Linked DNA regions of Homo sapiens: region 1 is linked to region 2. Evidence: chromatin loops called from intact Hi-C (ENCODE). Cell type or tissue: gastrocnemius medialis. All regions are shown on one strand.

Evidence for each region. A loop is a pair of places that touch in the nucleus more often than their neighbours do. Peaks named below come from ENCODE experiments on the same cell type or tissue, not always from the same donor. Only the 100,000 strongest peaks of a DNase experiment are listed, where the experiment ranks them.
Region 1: a loop joins it to region 2, with 5 times the contacts of the local background. A loop is called at or near these places in 17 of 110 quality-filtered maps.

The regions. Positions count from the first base shown.
Region 1 is chr2:33,275,152-33,283,151 of GRCh38, forward strand. LTBP1 (latent transforming growth factor beta binding protein 1) reads left to right here. Exons shown (of 34, transcript NM_206943.4): 18 at 650-772; 19 at 4,888-5,007. Among named protein-coding and RNA genes, the nearest start is that of MIR4430, 140 kb to the right of the region's middle. In gastrocnemius medialis, no CTCF peak of the experiment used is centred here; DNase peaks (open chromatin) are centred at 780 and 3,271; H3K27ac peaks cover 4,888 bases.
Region 2 is chr2:33,130,824-33,138,823 of GRCh38, forward strand. LTBP1 (latent transforming growth factor beta binding protein 1) reads left to right here. Exons shown (of 34, transcript NM_206943.4): 5 at 3,970-4,137. Among named protein-coding and RNA genes, the nearest start is that of LTBP1, 190 kb to the left of the region's middle. In gastrocnemius medialis, no CTCF peak of the experiment used is centred here; DNase peaks (open chromatin) are centred at 2,738, 3,578, 3,718 and 4,068; H3K4me3 peaks cover 3,159 bases; H3K27ac peaks cover 3,991 bases.

The DNA of each region.
Region 1 (8,000 bases), 140 kb after region 2:
CTATCATCAGTTCAGTGCTTATCCAGACAACCCAGAATTTTTTATTAAACAATTATCATGACAGCAGTCTGCTAGATCCCAGGTGATATAAAAATGGATTTTTTTCCCCTAACATTTTTGAAGAAAGAGTGTCATATATGTGCATAGACAAGATACATTAAATGTTACTTTTGGACCACCCTGCATGAATCAAAACTGGATGATTTTGATGTGTGTCAAACAAATCAAAGGGAAAGTAGAAATCAGTTACTGGCCAGGCGCCATGGCCCACACCTGTAATCCCAGCACTTTGGGAGGCCGAGCCTGGCGGATCACCTGAGGTCGGGAGTTTGAGACCAGCCTGACCAACTTGGAGAAACCCTGTCTCTACTAAAAATACAGAATTAGCCAGGCATGGTGGTGCATGCCTGTAATCCCAGCTACTTGGGAGGCTGAGGCAGGAGAATTGCTTAAACCCAGGAGGTGGAGGTTGCAGTGAGCCGAGATCACACCATTGCACTCCAGCCTGGGCAACAAGAGCGAAACTCCATCTCAAAAAAAAAAAGAAATCAGTTACTTCGTTATTATATTTGAGCTAAGCTGGGAGATGGGAGAGGTTTGAAACAGTATTTGGAACACAAAACTCAACAATGCTATCTGCTCTTCGTAGATGTTGACGAATGCCTGAGGCCGGACGTCTGTGGGGAGGGGCACTGTGTCAATACTGTGGGGGCCTTCCGGTGTGAATACTGTGACAGCGGGTACCGCATGACTCAGAGAGGCCGTTGTGAGGGTGAGTCAGCTGAGAGTGTTCAGCACACATGACGGTGATGTGCAGGGTTGGTAGGCACCTTGCCTGGTTCTTGTTTCCTTCCCACACTCAGTGCGTGACACCAGTTTATCCAAGCTCTTTCTGCTTCCTAGATTCACAGGCTCTTTGCCTCTTCCTTTCACTGGCTCTTTTGGGATTATTTTCCATCTTCATGCTCTCATTATTTTTCACCTCAATATCTGCCTCTCTGGTATTTGGAATGAAATCACCATAGAATGATTAATTGCATCATATTTAGTAGAAACACAGACTTAATTACAGAGTCCGGACCATTCATCTGGGAACATGCTGCAGGTGTAACCAGTGTTGATTTTTTGTTTTTGACCTTTTCACCTACTTACATTCCTTTGTCTCCAATGCTTTCTTTTACATGTGTTCTGGTACTTTCTCACAGACTCCCCAAGAAGCATGGTCTGACAAACTTTGGTCAGATTCCAACTGTGCTTAATAAAATTTCCTCATTATTGACCACAGCAATGAGCTTTCTCTCATTATAAAAATGTTATAAAAAGTATTTATAGCATGGTCACAATTATTATCCTTTTCATATTTCTTTTCACGTTTGTGTCCAAGTTGCTCTGGTTCTTTTTGAAACCAATGTAGTGAGGCCAGGCACGGTGGCTCACGCCTGCAATCCCAGTGCTTTGGGAGGTTGAAGCGGGTGGATCACTTGAGGCCAGGAGTTTGAGACCAGCCTGGCCAACATGCTGAAACTCCCTCTCTCCTAAAAATACAAAAATTAGCTGGATGTGGTGGCACACGCCTGTAATCCCAGCTACCTGGGAGGCTGAGAAACAAGAATCACTTGAACCTGGGAGGCAGAGGTTGCAGTGAGCTGAGATCATGCCACTGCATTCCAGCCCAGGTGACAGAGAAAAACCTTGTCTCCAAAAAACAAAGCAAAACAAAACAAAACACTATGGCACTTTTTTTGCAATTATTTTCATGAAGAAATACACTGACCTTCTGCTAAAAACCTGTCATGGAAATATGAGGGTGAAGGAACACGGGATCTGTGAGGGCACGGGAGCATGGTGCTGGTTCCTTGGGGTTCCCTGCCTGGCTGTCAGCAGAGCCTAATAGATCTGGGCTCTGTTAGGTGGGGCAGGATGGACTAGGTTGGCACAGCCAGCCCTCAGCTGTCCCCTGGCTTCTGCCTGTTGGTTTTCTTCACTGCTCTAATGACCCAGGCCTGGAGGGAGAGCTAATTAGACATTTTTTGGCAGCCTACACTTGCCCCTCCTGCTGGTGTCTTGCCTCTGCCCCTTGGGTTCTAATCTAGAGAGAAGTGGGAGTGTTTTATGTTGCTGGATCTCTGATCAGCATGGAGTTTTGTACCCTCCCCGAGGGCCACGAGGCTACAGAACAAGCACAGGTGTAAAGTGTCTCCACGCTGCTCTTCCAGGGAACTCTCCTCTGCTGAAGAGATGCAGCGTGGGAGCAGCTCACCACGCCCACAGTAACTGCCTGACCTGTAGCCACTGACTTTGCCCCTTTGAAACGTAGTACATCATCTGTAAAATAGGAACCATGAAGTTAACTTTCCAGGTTTTCATGAAAATAACTTCATGTTGCCATAACTTGTATGATGCCTGTCACTTTGTTAGTTTTCAAGAAGTTATAGTTTCTTTAAATCTCCCCCCATCCCTGACTCCTTTTGTGTTTGTATAGATCTCAAGCACCTCTGTAGTTGCGGGGAGTGCTTTAAAAAAATGGGGTGTTTATTTGACAAGCATTTATGTGCAGAGCAGTATCCCCCAACCCCCAACAAAGAAGTCAAATACTGATTTTTTTTTCCCTTTCTTTCTTTCTTTCTTTCTTTCTTTCTTTCTTTCTCTCTCTCTTTCTTTTTTTCTTTCTTTCTTTCTTTTTTTTTTTTTTTTTTTAAAGACAGTCTTGCTCTGTCGCCCAGGCTGGAGTGCAGTGGTGCGATCTCAGCTCACTGCAAGCTCCGCCTCCCGGGTTCACATCATTCTCCTGCCTCAGCCTCCTGAGTAGCTGGGACTACAGGTGACCGCCACCATGCCCGGCTAATTTTTTTTTCTATTTTTAGTAGAGACAGGGTGTCACCGTGTTAGCCAGGATGGTCTCGATCTCCTGACCTCGTGATCTGCCAGCCTCAGCCTCCCAAAGTGCTGGGATTACAGGTGTGAGCTACTGCACCCGGCCCAAATACTGATTCTTAAGTTCTACACACGGGTCAAGAATGGAAAGATAAGATACTTAAGTAATAGGATGGAAAGGAATAGAAAATAAATTGGAAAATTATGTACTTAAATTGGAAGCTTGTAGGAGAATATTCGGTGATATTCAATATATGAAAATTATTTGGGAGAAAGATGACTAGCGTTCCCTCAGTAAATAATATATAATTCTATCCCCATGAAAAGTCTTGAAAAGAAGAAGGAGCCAAGAAACGCGGCTGTTTTCAAATTTCATCATGGACTAGAACCAAACGTCCCCGGGCTTCTGGCACACAGAAGATTTTCTCAGCTGTCACTAACGAAGTTGCTTTCAAATAGCACCAGTCTCCAAGGAGTCTATTGTAGTTTACAGACATTATCTCATGCATCCTTACTTTATTCTGTTAAGGTATTATAAGGCAGGTAGTTCCTAATTTATAGAAGAGGGGAAAAGCCGAGGTGAGAGCAGGTAGAAATTCAGGGACATTATCTTGTATTGCTCAACATTGCACCCTATTTATTGGGCTAGCCTGTCTCGATGGCATTCTCTGATTTAGCAGTTGTAGTTCTATTTTTTTGAAATATCCCATCCAGAGGAGAATGTAATGCTATTTGGAAAATGAAACTGGCAAGCACCATCTTTTTGTAGAACAAGAAGTCCCAGAACATCTGACCTAAAAAAACCACTATGTATCATTGGCCATTGGCAAGAATTTTTACTGATAGAAAAAAAATTACAACACTGACCTGGTGCTTATTTTGTTAATATCATCTTTAACTTTTTCACTTTAAGTATCTTTTCACATGTCTAATGGTATGCAGTGGGAGATAATTTTTAAGTATTTACTAGAATGTAGACATCACATACCCATGGATATTTAGTGGACCCATTATATATTTCTTTCTTTTTTTGTTTCTCTAGTTTATGTCCTGAAAATCCGTTTATATTTTAAGTACGATTAAAGGTCATATATACATTGTGTATTGGGATACTTAAACATTAAATCCACTCATATAAATTCAAGATCCACCTCAGAAAAAACACTTATTTCAAATGCAGCTAGAAGCCATGGTGTTAACACTTATTTTAAACTGTTGAACTCTCTCTTATATCTTTTTCCTCATTTTATTGTTTGACAATTTTTAAAAATGCCTCAAGCTGTCGTAGTTATCTCCTCACAGACTTAACCATATTTTAGGAGATTTTTTTCTCCCCAAATTGGAAAGAATGATGATTAATGACTTCAGTTAGCTATGAATATGAAAAGTAAGGTGTATTTTTACCAGAAAATATTACCATATGGTCATATCACCGTGTTTTCTGGAAAGGCTTGGAAGTATGTGATGAGTTCACTCTCTCCTCATGTTTTTTTTTTTTTCCACCTCCAAGGAATTCCTGTCATATGAAAGGTTTTAAATTATTCCAACCTAGGATATTCTTGGGCCCATGAAGCCAAAGTGAGAATTTCCCTAGAGCATCCAATGTTTGCAGAGAGAACCTCTAGCTGGGTGGATACATAGCTTCCTCACACTCACCCCCATTCTTTGTATTTCTTTCTGGAAAGCTGTGCTATTACTTGAAAGGTTTCATGTCCAGAAATTGGCCCTAGAGGAGCTGCCAACTCCCAGAGTGGAGAGGCCAGGTCCTGCTAGTTGAAGAATTGGGGCCAGGTTCTTCCTTGGAATGTATGCAAATATTTTAATCCAGGTATGCTTGACCATGCATTATTGCCATGTATTTAAGTATAGACCCAATGTCTCACTTACCCAATTATTGTTTTTCCCACTGAAATGTAGATATAACATGCTTTCCCCCGCTGCCTTCATCACAAAGTAAGATTTTGCTTTGGTATTCTGATAAAATGTTCACGACCTAGGTTTTTGATTTTTCAGATATTGATGAATGTTTGAATCCAAGCACTTGTCCAGATGAGCAGTGTGTGAATTCTCCTGGATCTTACCAGTGCGTTCCCTGCACAGAAGGATTCCGAGGCTGGAATGGACAGTGCCTTGGTAGGTACTATAGTGTACTTATCAAAGATTTGTTTCTTCTGCATGGCCCATTTTCTGATAGAGTGGTGTAATGCCAATGGAGCCCTCTTTCAAAATGAAAAAATGAAATCTTACATCATTCTAAGAAAAGTTCCCAGTAACTTTTAACCATTGAGAAAATAAGAAAATGACTTAGCATAAAGGATGTAAGATTCTCGATGGGGAAAATAATTAGGATTGAAACAAACTGATATTCCTAATGAGATAAATATCCAAAACCAAATAAGATAGTAAGGTCTACAGGAAGGAAGAGAGATGGAGAGCAAAACACTTAAAAAGAGAGAAGAAGCATCTACCACAGACAAGTAGAATTAGGTAACACACACACACAAATTTTCAACAGAAGTATCAAAGGTAGTGCTTTAGGCACTGAGGAAGACAGAGTAATGTATTTGCTTTGATTCTAATTACCCGTGCTGTAGTTAGCTCTGCCCCTTAATGGTTTTCATTTGTGTCTACCATGTAATCTTTTTCCCTAAAACTTGAACTCTTTTCCACTCCATACCAAAACTCTGAATATGTGAGTTAAACTTTTCATTCATTCATTCCTTCTTTCCTTTCTCCCTCAAATGCTTAAGAACTTACTATAGGCTATGCATGGTGGCTCATGCCTGTAATCCCAGAACTTTGGAAGGCCGAGGCACGAGGATCACTTGAGGCCAGGAGTTTGACACCAGCCTGGGCAGCATAGCAAGACCTCATCTCTACAAAACATTAAAAAACTTACCTGGGCTTCGTGGGGTGTGTGCCTGTAATCTCAGCTACTTGAAGGCTGAGGTGGGAGGATCGCTTGAGTCCAGGAGTTCAAGGTTTCAGTGAGCTATGATTGTGCCACTGCTCTCCAGCCCGAGTGACAGTGAGACCCTGTCTCTAAAATATGAAACAAAAGGCAAAACTTACTGTATATCCCCAGAGTTGTACTAAGTTCTGGGATATATTGAGAGGAAAAACTGATATGACCCCTTCCTTTTGGTACTTACTGTCTGGTGGGGGAGACTGACATGCACTCAAACATCTCACAGATAAATGCAAACTCACAGATTTGAGACAAGCACTAGAAAGGAGGGTTCTATGATGCTGTGAGAGCATATGGTAGAACGAGCTGCCCTTAGGAAAATTCTTGAGTTGAGGTTCAACTGGTGAGGGGGTGGGAGGGAGAACATTTCAGGCACAGTAAACAGCATATGCAAGAGGCTCGTGGAAGAAGAAGAGAGCAGAAGGCCAGTGTAGCTGAAGGCCAGAGAACACAGGAAGATTTGCTGCAAGATGAGAGGACAGACCACTGAAAAATTTAAAGCCCTCTTAGTCCTGTTAAAACTGACGGTCTTCATTCTCATAGCCCTGGGAAGACATTTAGGTGTTTTAATGGGGGTTGCAGAAGTACTCTCAGTTTTAAAGCTTTAGTCTCATCACCAAACAGCATCAGCTCAGACTCTGTAGCTGGTACGGAGAGCTCCGTGTCCTGAGCCCCTAGGCCCATCCCCAACCCAAGAGTCTCTGCTGATGGAGTTGTGAGATGTAGTCTTTGAAGAAAAGATTTTTATTCATTAGTTTTTTATTTGATAAGCAATTGTTTTTGTAACTGGTGCTGACCAAAAAGTATTAATATATATGGTTTCAGTTTTCCCATTTGGCATAAATTTCATACTTGCCTATCAAGGTTCCATGCGTATTCTCATTTTCACATCCTGATAAATAATCCAGGAGCAGAGCCGGAACTCTACCTTAAATAACTACAATTCATAATAGTAGTGTAAACGCAGCCCTGATTCATGAATTTATTAGTGGAATGTGACTGATCAAATTGGCAAGTGATTGTTCTTCAATATAAATAATACTAAATGAATTCTTATACCTATATGTGCATATATATATATATATATATATATATAAACTTTAGTGATAGAAGCACAGCACCTCATTTAAAACTAATTTTACTTTGTCAACCAGATGAGTAGAATCATAAGCAGAAATATTAGATCACTGCATTTCTCAATTCAGCCAAAGTCCCACATTTAGCCCCTTGTTTTGTTTTTGCGTTGCTGAGGTCATGTATTTCCTATTGTTAAATGGAGGCAGTGTCCTTTATCTTTCTGCTTTGGGTAAAATTTTAGGCTCTACATAATCTACAAATGAAGCCACTCCCCCAAGATTTAATTGCAGTTCCATCCATTGTTCATATTGGACTTGCAGCTCTTCTAAATTTCTCATGAGGGCCTTTGCAGGTTATACTGAAATAGATTTTCCATCTTAATTTTTTATAGTAGTAGAGCTTTCAAATGTCGAGAAGTTGACTGTGACAAAAAGCAGATATTGCAGCATGCCTTTCTACTTACATTGAACCAATGGGTGGGTTGGAATTTTCTGCTAAACTCTGACCATGTTAATGACTGCCCAGCCCTAGCTTTGTACTTCTGGTACTCTAAAATACCTTTCAGAAGGTGCAGTCTTGTCTTAAGCCTAGTTTTGAGTTGAGCTCATCACTAACATAACTGGATATATATTCATTCATTTAACAAATACTGAGTGTCTACCTTGTGCCAGGTATTTTTCCAGAACACTGGGGATTGAGAGTGACTAAAATAGGCCAGGCACGGTGGCTCACGCCTGTAATCCCAGCACTTTGGGAGGCCAAGACGGGTGGATCATGAGGTCAAGAGATCGAGACCATCCTGGCCAACATGGTGAAACCCTGTCTCTACTAAAAATACAAAAATTAGCTGGGTGTGGTGGCACGCGCCTATAATCCCAGCCACCCAGTAGGCTGAGGCAGGAGAATCGCTTGAACCTGGGAGGCGGAGGTTGCAGTGAGCCGAGATTGCGCCACTGCACTCCAGCCTGGCGACAGAGCAAGACTCCATCTCAAAAAAAAAAAAAAAAAAAAAAAGAGAGAGTGAATAAAATAAAGTTTTTCTCCCTTCATTGTAGTTATACTCTAGTGCTTACGTCGTGCT
Region 2 (8,000 bases):
AAAACCCAAAGTTTTAAAGTGCTTGCTTAAGATTTTGGGGGCTGATTCACCTAAAGGGATCTAAAAATTGCATTTTTTTTCCTCCAAAGGACCAAGCACAGAAGTTGTGCCAGTGGTTTCCCTGTTAACTCCTGACTGGCCTGATTTTTGCTTCTCAGACTTATAATTCCTAATCACCTGGTAGGTGCCACTCGGGATGGTCTTCTGCCTCTGGTTAGTCCTGAGCTTGTTTTCTCACTGGTGCAGCAGGACCTTAGACCAAAATGACCTCCAGCATCCTGTGAGTCTTGGATCTCTGTGGGATCCGACAGTCACCCTTGCCCCATGCTTCGGGTTACTTTGTCTATTCCACAATTATTGGGTGCCTACTCTCTGCAAGGCATCAGGAGTCCTTGAATATTACCTTATTCAAGACATGCAAAGAAGATGCTTCTGATAGACCAAATGGCTTTTGCGGGAGAGCTTGTGTCTACTGTTAGTGAATTCCTACTAAATTCTTGAAAGGTGAGTGGTATTGCCTTCAGCGTGTCACATGTGAGGAATTTGAAGCTCAGAGCATGGATCTCTGTTTGATGAACTTTAAAACTTAAACTTTTTACACTATACCCTAAATATGTGGGAATGATTTTCAAGGAGTAGAGATGGGAGAACATATTTTCTAATCCATCCAGCATTTATGGAGATCCTGTTAGAGCTCTGGATAATAATCTAGTGTCAAAAGCAGTAGTGCATTTTCACTACCAATTTTGAGAAGATTGGCATGAAAACCTAAAGCTAATTATAATGAAGAAGTAAGTGCTTCATGGAGATGGGAGGACCCGCTTAGAATACAAGTGTCTGTTTTAGAATTAGATTACTTTATAGCAGAATGCTTGTAAAACACAAGCATTTTTATTTTTATATGAAATAAAATATAGCTTCTGCTTCCAAGAAGATGTGAACATTGTAAAAATCAGAATTAAGTCATATGAAACTGTCTCTGCCTTTTGAAAATCCAGATGATTCCAAGCCAAAAGAAATTTTTTTTTGGCAAAGAAATATAAGAAGTTTTTAATAACAATAGGCCCGGAGAATCTCCAGTGCTTATAAAGTGACTACTGTAGCTGGGAGGTGAAATGGGAATAATGATTAAGTGCTTGCTTTCTTTGGATGTCTCAGTTTGCCTAAGTGAGCATAATTTAGGTGACTGTGTGAGCATCTGTGTGGCAGCTGCTGGTGCTACAAGTTAATGCCAGAGAAGACAAAATAGTTGGCACACGGATTCTAATTTCATGATTGTACCAGGAGCCAGAAAAAGGAGGAGTTTATATTCTTTTGAAGTGGGAAAATGTTGTCTCTTTTTTTCTTGGGTTTCACACACTTGAACACACAAAGTATCCTCAAGATATTTGTAAGCATTTTCCGACAACTTAGATTATAAGCTGATTTGTTTGTGCTACTGTGAAAAAGCAAATCAAACTAGGTGAATTTTCTCTGCTGGTGAAATCAGGATTCTGTTGTTTTTTTTGAATTTCTAAGGTAGACTCCCAGATAACTTTAAAATGTCCTGTAAGCATTTAAAGGAGGGGTTACTGAAGTGTTTAAGTAAAGTTTGATTGGAACACAGCCATGCCCACTCATTTACATATTGTTTTTGACAGGCTGCTTTCCAGCTAAGCGGGTCCACAGAGTTGAATAGGAATAGAGTCCTTTTCGCCTACAATCCTAATATAGTTACAATTTGGCCCTTTGTAGAAAAAGTTTGCTAGCCCTCGATTTAAAGTATTGACTGATAGTAGCATCCTATTGGATGTCATTTTGCAAGGTGCCAGAAGGTCTGCTTGGCCACTAGGACATCTTGCCATTTCAGACAACATGTCTTGATCCTCCAGGGTTAGAACCACCGGTGAAGGAGAAACTGTCCTGGAAAACCATTTGAAAAGAATGGAGGGCTTTCTCCTCCAGAGGAATAATTTTTCTTCTTCTAAGTGAGATGACCAACCCAGCTGATGGGTTCAAGTCCTAATTTTAGCTTTCTTTGATTAAGTGGCATTTATCTCAAAGATAACTTATTTGAAGGGCTGTCATGTGGAAGAGGCATTAGATTGTGAGGCCATGGGGAACCAAATTAGGATTAATGTGTGCAAGTTACTGTGAGGCCAGATTTCAGCTCAATAAAAAATAGTACTTGCTGGGAACTGCCATAACTATCATGTGCTTTTGTGGGTAATGAGCTGCCCGTCACTAGAGATTTTCAAGTAAAGGTTACACGACCACTTGATACGTGGAATGCAAACAGTGGATGAGAGATGGTTGCGTTAGAAAACCTCTGGGGCCCCATTCCAACCCTGAAATTGGAATGGCTTCTTTGGTTAAAGTTCTTTGTTTCCAAGCTCAGCTTATGACCACAGTTTTAATTTGTTGAGGGTCTTATAGAGGCATCTTGGGATGATTTTCTGAAAATATAATATTAGCCAAACCAAAGCAGTATAAAGAGAGACAAGCTTTTCTGGTGGGCAAAGATGGTATAAAAAAGGCTGGCCCAGAGCCTCTCTCCCCTTTGGCCACTCCAGTCATGGAGTGGCGTCAGAAGGGCACTGCTTCTTGACGGCCTTAAAGCCTGACAGATGACTGGCTGTCTTCAGCTACTGCTACCATCTTTGCTTTCTGCCTAGTCTCCTGGAAAGAGGAAGGACCTGGCTAGGGGCCTATCGCAGATGTAGCAATCAAAACAGTGTGTGTCTTGCAATTTGCCAGAGAGTTCAGGTTGCGATCCAGCAGTGAAGGGCAGGTCTGGGTGAAGCAGAACTGCACAGAGACAGTGCAGTTCTGCCGTCATAGCACAAAAGCAGCCATAGACAGTACAGAAATGAATGAGGGTGGCTGTGTTCCAGTAAAGCTTTATTTACAAAAGCAGGCAGCAAGCTGGATTGGGTCCCTGAACTGTAGCTTGCTGACCTCTGATAGAGACGTTGAAAGTTAGAAGTGTGTAGAAAATGCCAGTTTCAATTCTCTCAAGTTTTGGAAAAACTGAACTGAACTGGACTGAAATGGCATGTCCGGAGTCACACCGTGGTTGAGCTGGGATTGTAAACCAGGATATACTTTTAGTCTAGGGCTTATTTTGTGATACCACATAGCCTCGGCTGTGTGGTCAGGTGATAGCATTTCGTTTTTAAGAGAAGGCCACGCTAATGAAAGAAAGCTCCATCCCCAGTGGCTACTCCAGGTGGTCTATGAATAGAGACAGTGAGAGCCCAAGGGTGTTATTTTTAGGGAGGCAACCATTTATCCCTGTGACCTGGCTTACCCCTTTAAAGATGGGCCCCGTTCACAGGAAAACAAAATATATGTTGCCTAAATTCTTATGGAGAAATAGTGCCCTGGAGTTGTGAAAAAGAAATGGGCTCCCGCAGCTGCGTCACAGCATTTGATCACTTCAGCCGAGAGTGCCAGGAGATTTGAGACAGATGTTTTCAGACATGCCGCATGCCTAAAACATTTCCAGGGGTCGGGCTGCAAATAGTGACTTAATAAGTGGAGAAACAGGGAAAGTATGCAAGTTGAGGACACAAGAGTTTATTCACCGCTAGGTGCACGGCCAACCCCTTTGCATTACATCTGCCTGTCAGGGTTGGCTCTTTAATCTGTCGTGCCCTCGGTATTGCTCTTTGTCTGCCCGTGAATAAAGTGCAGCATTGTGGTTAGTAATCCCACTCCAGTGACTCGACTTCAAATGTGGTTTTGGAGTGCATCCCAGAGTTCTGTTTGCTAAGCTTCCTACTCCTGTTTCAGAGACACCACTGAATACAGAGCAGCGAGCACTGAAGGCTTCCCTCTTTCCTTAAACCTGTCGGGTTGTGGGCTCTCTCTTTTCCCCTCTTGCTCCTTTCTTTTCTTTTTTTCTGTTTTTTTAAACCTTCCAAGGCAAGTTCATGGATACTAAGCTGATGTGTTTGTTGTTCTTTTTCTCCCTGCCTCCGCTCCTAGTGAGTAACCACACTGGCCGCATCAAGGTGGTCTTTACTCCGAGCATCTGTAAAGTGACCTGCACCAAGGGCAGCTGTCAGAACAGCTGTGAGAAGGGGAACACCACCACTCTCATTAGTGAGAATGGTCATGCTGCCGACACCCTGACGGCCACGAACTTCCGAGTGGGTGAGTTCCTCCACGGTCCCTAACTGTCCTTACTGAGTCGAGTTTTATGAGATTGTAGCATTTAGACACCCCCTCCATTCACACTGCTGTCTGCTTCAATGGGTGTCTGTCTATGAGTACGAGTATGTTTCTTTCATGGGATCTTTTAAATTGCTTTTGGAATAATTTTTAACCTGATTCTTGGTTTCTTAGGGGAATGGCAACTAGAATATTTTCCCTTATTGCTTAGCATTTACACAGCCATGTGGTAATGGGAATATATATAGTAGAAGAGAAGAGAGTAGGTTTTAGATTTAGACCCTAAGGCATGACTTGTGCTGATAAGCTTCAAATTTTATCAGCCCAGTGATAAGTGGAATTTGTCTTAGATTTGACTCATGTAATAAATTTTGGAAGGTGGTGATGAAATTTGAAGTTTTTACTTCAAAAATAGCCAAGCTCTAAAACAAAACTCCGAGGATTGTCAAAAACCTGTACTTGGTTGTAGAAAAGGATACAGAGTTGCATCTTTTGCCACGTTTCTGCTCCGTCTCACAAGACTGAATATAAATTGATATATAACGTGGATTTGGGGAAGACAGACTGGTAGATTACTCTCAGTACTCCTTTTTTACGTGGATTTGGGGAAGACAGACTGGTAGATTACTCTCAGTACTCCTTTAAGTTAATTTAAATATGAAGTAGTAGTTGCTGTCTGCAAGAAAGCCTTGTTGGTTCATTTTGAATTTTTGTTTTTTACTTTTTTGCAAATGGAGAAAGGATTGTGGTCCACGGAATGCTGTCATGTTGCCATGTTGTCATGCAATACAGTATTTTTGTCGCAGAAAAATGTCTTTTATTATTTTTTGACCAATTATGGTTTGCCATGTGTACTCAAATAATCGCAGACACCCACGTTACTTTCTGAGTTACTCACAAGAATAACCCAAATGTCAGACAGATAATAACACTGGCTAGATCTGGTCTTTTTATGGAATATTGCTGTTTAGTCTTGGAAGTGTGTGTCTGGGGGGGTGGTAGGAGAAGGGGTGTCTGTGTCAAACTGATTTACATCAAGACAAAATAAAGGGACAGCTTGAAGTTCTTATTAGATCTTTGATTATTCTGCTGTTTTATTGTGACTCCCAATCCTTAGGAGGTCAAAGCATATTTTTGATCGTCTGTACTTGGAAAAAATATGTGCCCATAGATACGATTTAAAAGGGCATTGTGAGTTTCCTGGCTATGATAGGGGTACTCTGGGCATAGTTTTTAAAAGAATTTAGCCATTAGGTGCCAAATGGCACATTATGCTTTGCAGGGCAGGGAGCCAAGTCTAATGGGAAGTGAACTGATGATCAGGAAACTGGATTCTGGTCCCGGTCCTGCCACTAACTAGCTAATCCGTAGGGCATGCCAGTTAATATTTCTGGGCCTCAGTTTTTCTCATTCATAAAATAAATGGGATTGTATTTAATGACCTCTAAAATTTAGTCCATCTCTAAGATCATATGACTTTTTATCAGCAATAAGTAATACTATTTTCTGGCTTAAAAAAATTTTTTTTTTTGGAGGGCCACAGACAAGGAGGGGAAAAGAAAAGGCAATTCCAGTAGACTATCATGAGTCTGATGGCTTTTCACCACTTTATCTTTCTTGGTTGCCTTCCTTACTCACTGCTCCTTTCCCTCCTTGTGTTTATTGTAAATCTTTACAGTAGCAATGACAAAATAATCAAATGGGTGGTAATTTTTTGGCTTCCAGTGTATTCATTTTGAAACTAAATATTTTGAAGGCTTTGAGAAACAGAGGAAGTCTACTTGTTGAAACACACCACACACTTTCCTTGCTGGCACTGAACCAGATGTTTAGGAACAGAATATACATAGCCTACTCAAAATGCAAAATGAAGCAAAATTATTTACAAAAGCATTTCAAAAGCAGAACTCCACTCTCCATATAGGATCGGCAGAGCAGTTTAATTTTTTGAAAAGTAGAGGATGGGGTGAGAAGGACCCATAGTAATAAATAGTTTCACATTGGAAATTGTGGGAAACATTTCATTTATATTCTGAGCTATTTCCCTCTCCTGTTTAACGTTTTATTTCAAATATTGGATAGTTTGAGGGACAATTTTTATGATATTTCTTTCTTTAAGAATGGTAATTTTATAGAACTTATAGACTGTGATCCTTTGAAAATACAGAAAAATTCAAAAACGTTTATGCATATATCTTTTTGGGACTTTACTGGTTTAGTGTAATTTTATTATTTGCAAAAAGTGATTTTCTGATTTTTTTCTTCTCTCTTTGTACTTGTTTATAGAATACTAAATCTTTTGACAAAAAAGACCTATTTGGAAAATAGTTTAAAATTTGGGAAAAATTCAAAATTTACTGTCACTTGTCAGCTACTCCCTTTGATCTCTAATATTTGTTGGTACTTAAAGGTGAGGGCTGGCAAACTCTTTTTGTAAAGGGCCAGATAGTATAAAATATGTTTTAGACTTTGTGGGCCATACAGTTTCTGTTACAGCTACTCAACCCTGCCATCATCGTGTGAAAGCAGCCAGAGACAATATGAACAAGAATAGGTGTGGCTGTGTTACAAAAACATTTGTTGGGCTGAATTTGGCTTGAGTGCCATTCTCTAAGGAGTCAACATAATCCAGGGAAAATTATATGGACTTCATAATTAGTTTTGATAATCAGAATAACAGAAATAATTTCCAACATTTGCATGGTGATTTACAGTTTTTGTTTGTTTGTTTGTTTGTTTGTTTGTTTGAGGATGTGGAACAGACATGATCATCACCATTTTTTCAATACGGAAACTTAGGTTCAGAGTGTTAATTAAGTGAGCTTGCTTTAGTTTCTTGGCAAGTCAGTTAGCTATGCCTAGAACCTAGATATCCTTATGCCATCTGTTTTCTTACCTACCTGGAGTCTGCCCATGATGTATAAGAGGGACAAGGTGAAGGACCTCATGGAGTTGTGTCTTGTGGGAAGGCTGGCTGGGATAACAGAGAGAGAGAAAGCAACTGAGAGTCCAGCATACCGGGGCTGAATCCTGGGGTAACATTGGCTCTATGTGCTCTTTGGGCCCAGCTCACCTCCTCCACACAGTGCAGGTCCTAATAGATATGTGGAGGTTGTTCTTTTACAGGCTTGTGGGATAATTCCTTCCTTCCTTCATGCTGCTTCTGTGTTGGTCTTCTGGTCTGTGATGAGGGTGAGTCTGGGCTTTCCAGGTGTGAAAGGCAGCAGGTATTTTCGCATGACTATTGAGCATGCAGTCTCTGTTCTTGAGTATTCAGTGGGAGAAATAATAAGTATAACTTCTGCTTAATGCAACTCTAAAAGTGAGGCCCAAATGAATATGGTATCCAAAGGAAGCACTCTGAGATTCTAGAAGAGCCCATTTTTATGGATAGTGATTTTGATATGGTTTAACAGAATAGTTACTTTAAATGGTACTTCCTATGAAGCAGGTTTCTAATGATAATGACTTTTTTTTTTTTTGAGCTCAGCCTTGCTGTTTGCCCCACCCCTGCCTTTTTAAAAATGGAAACCTATCCCTTGTTGGGTGGGCTGCAGGTTCACCGTTGTTGTTTTAAAGGATTCTTAACATTTTATAGGGCTAAAATGCAGATGACCTTCTGGGATTTTTAAATTGTTTATAAAGCCTTAAGTTCCTCTGACAAGAAGAACATATAAATTCGTGTCACAACTAGAATATTTCAAACACAGTAATACTGTCACTTGGTATAACTTATTTGTGGAGACATTGAAAAGCAGTCATGATGGTCAAAATAACACATTTGGTTTATGTGAATCTAAAGACTCATGTTCTATTAGCACCAATTGAATAATTATAAAAAACAT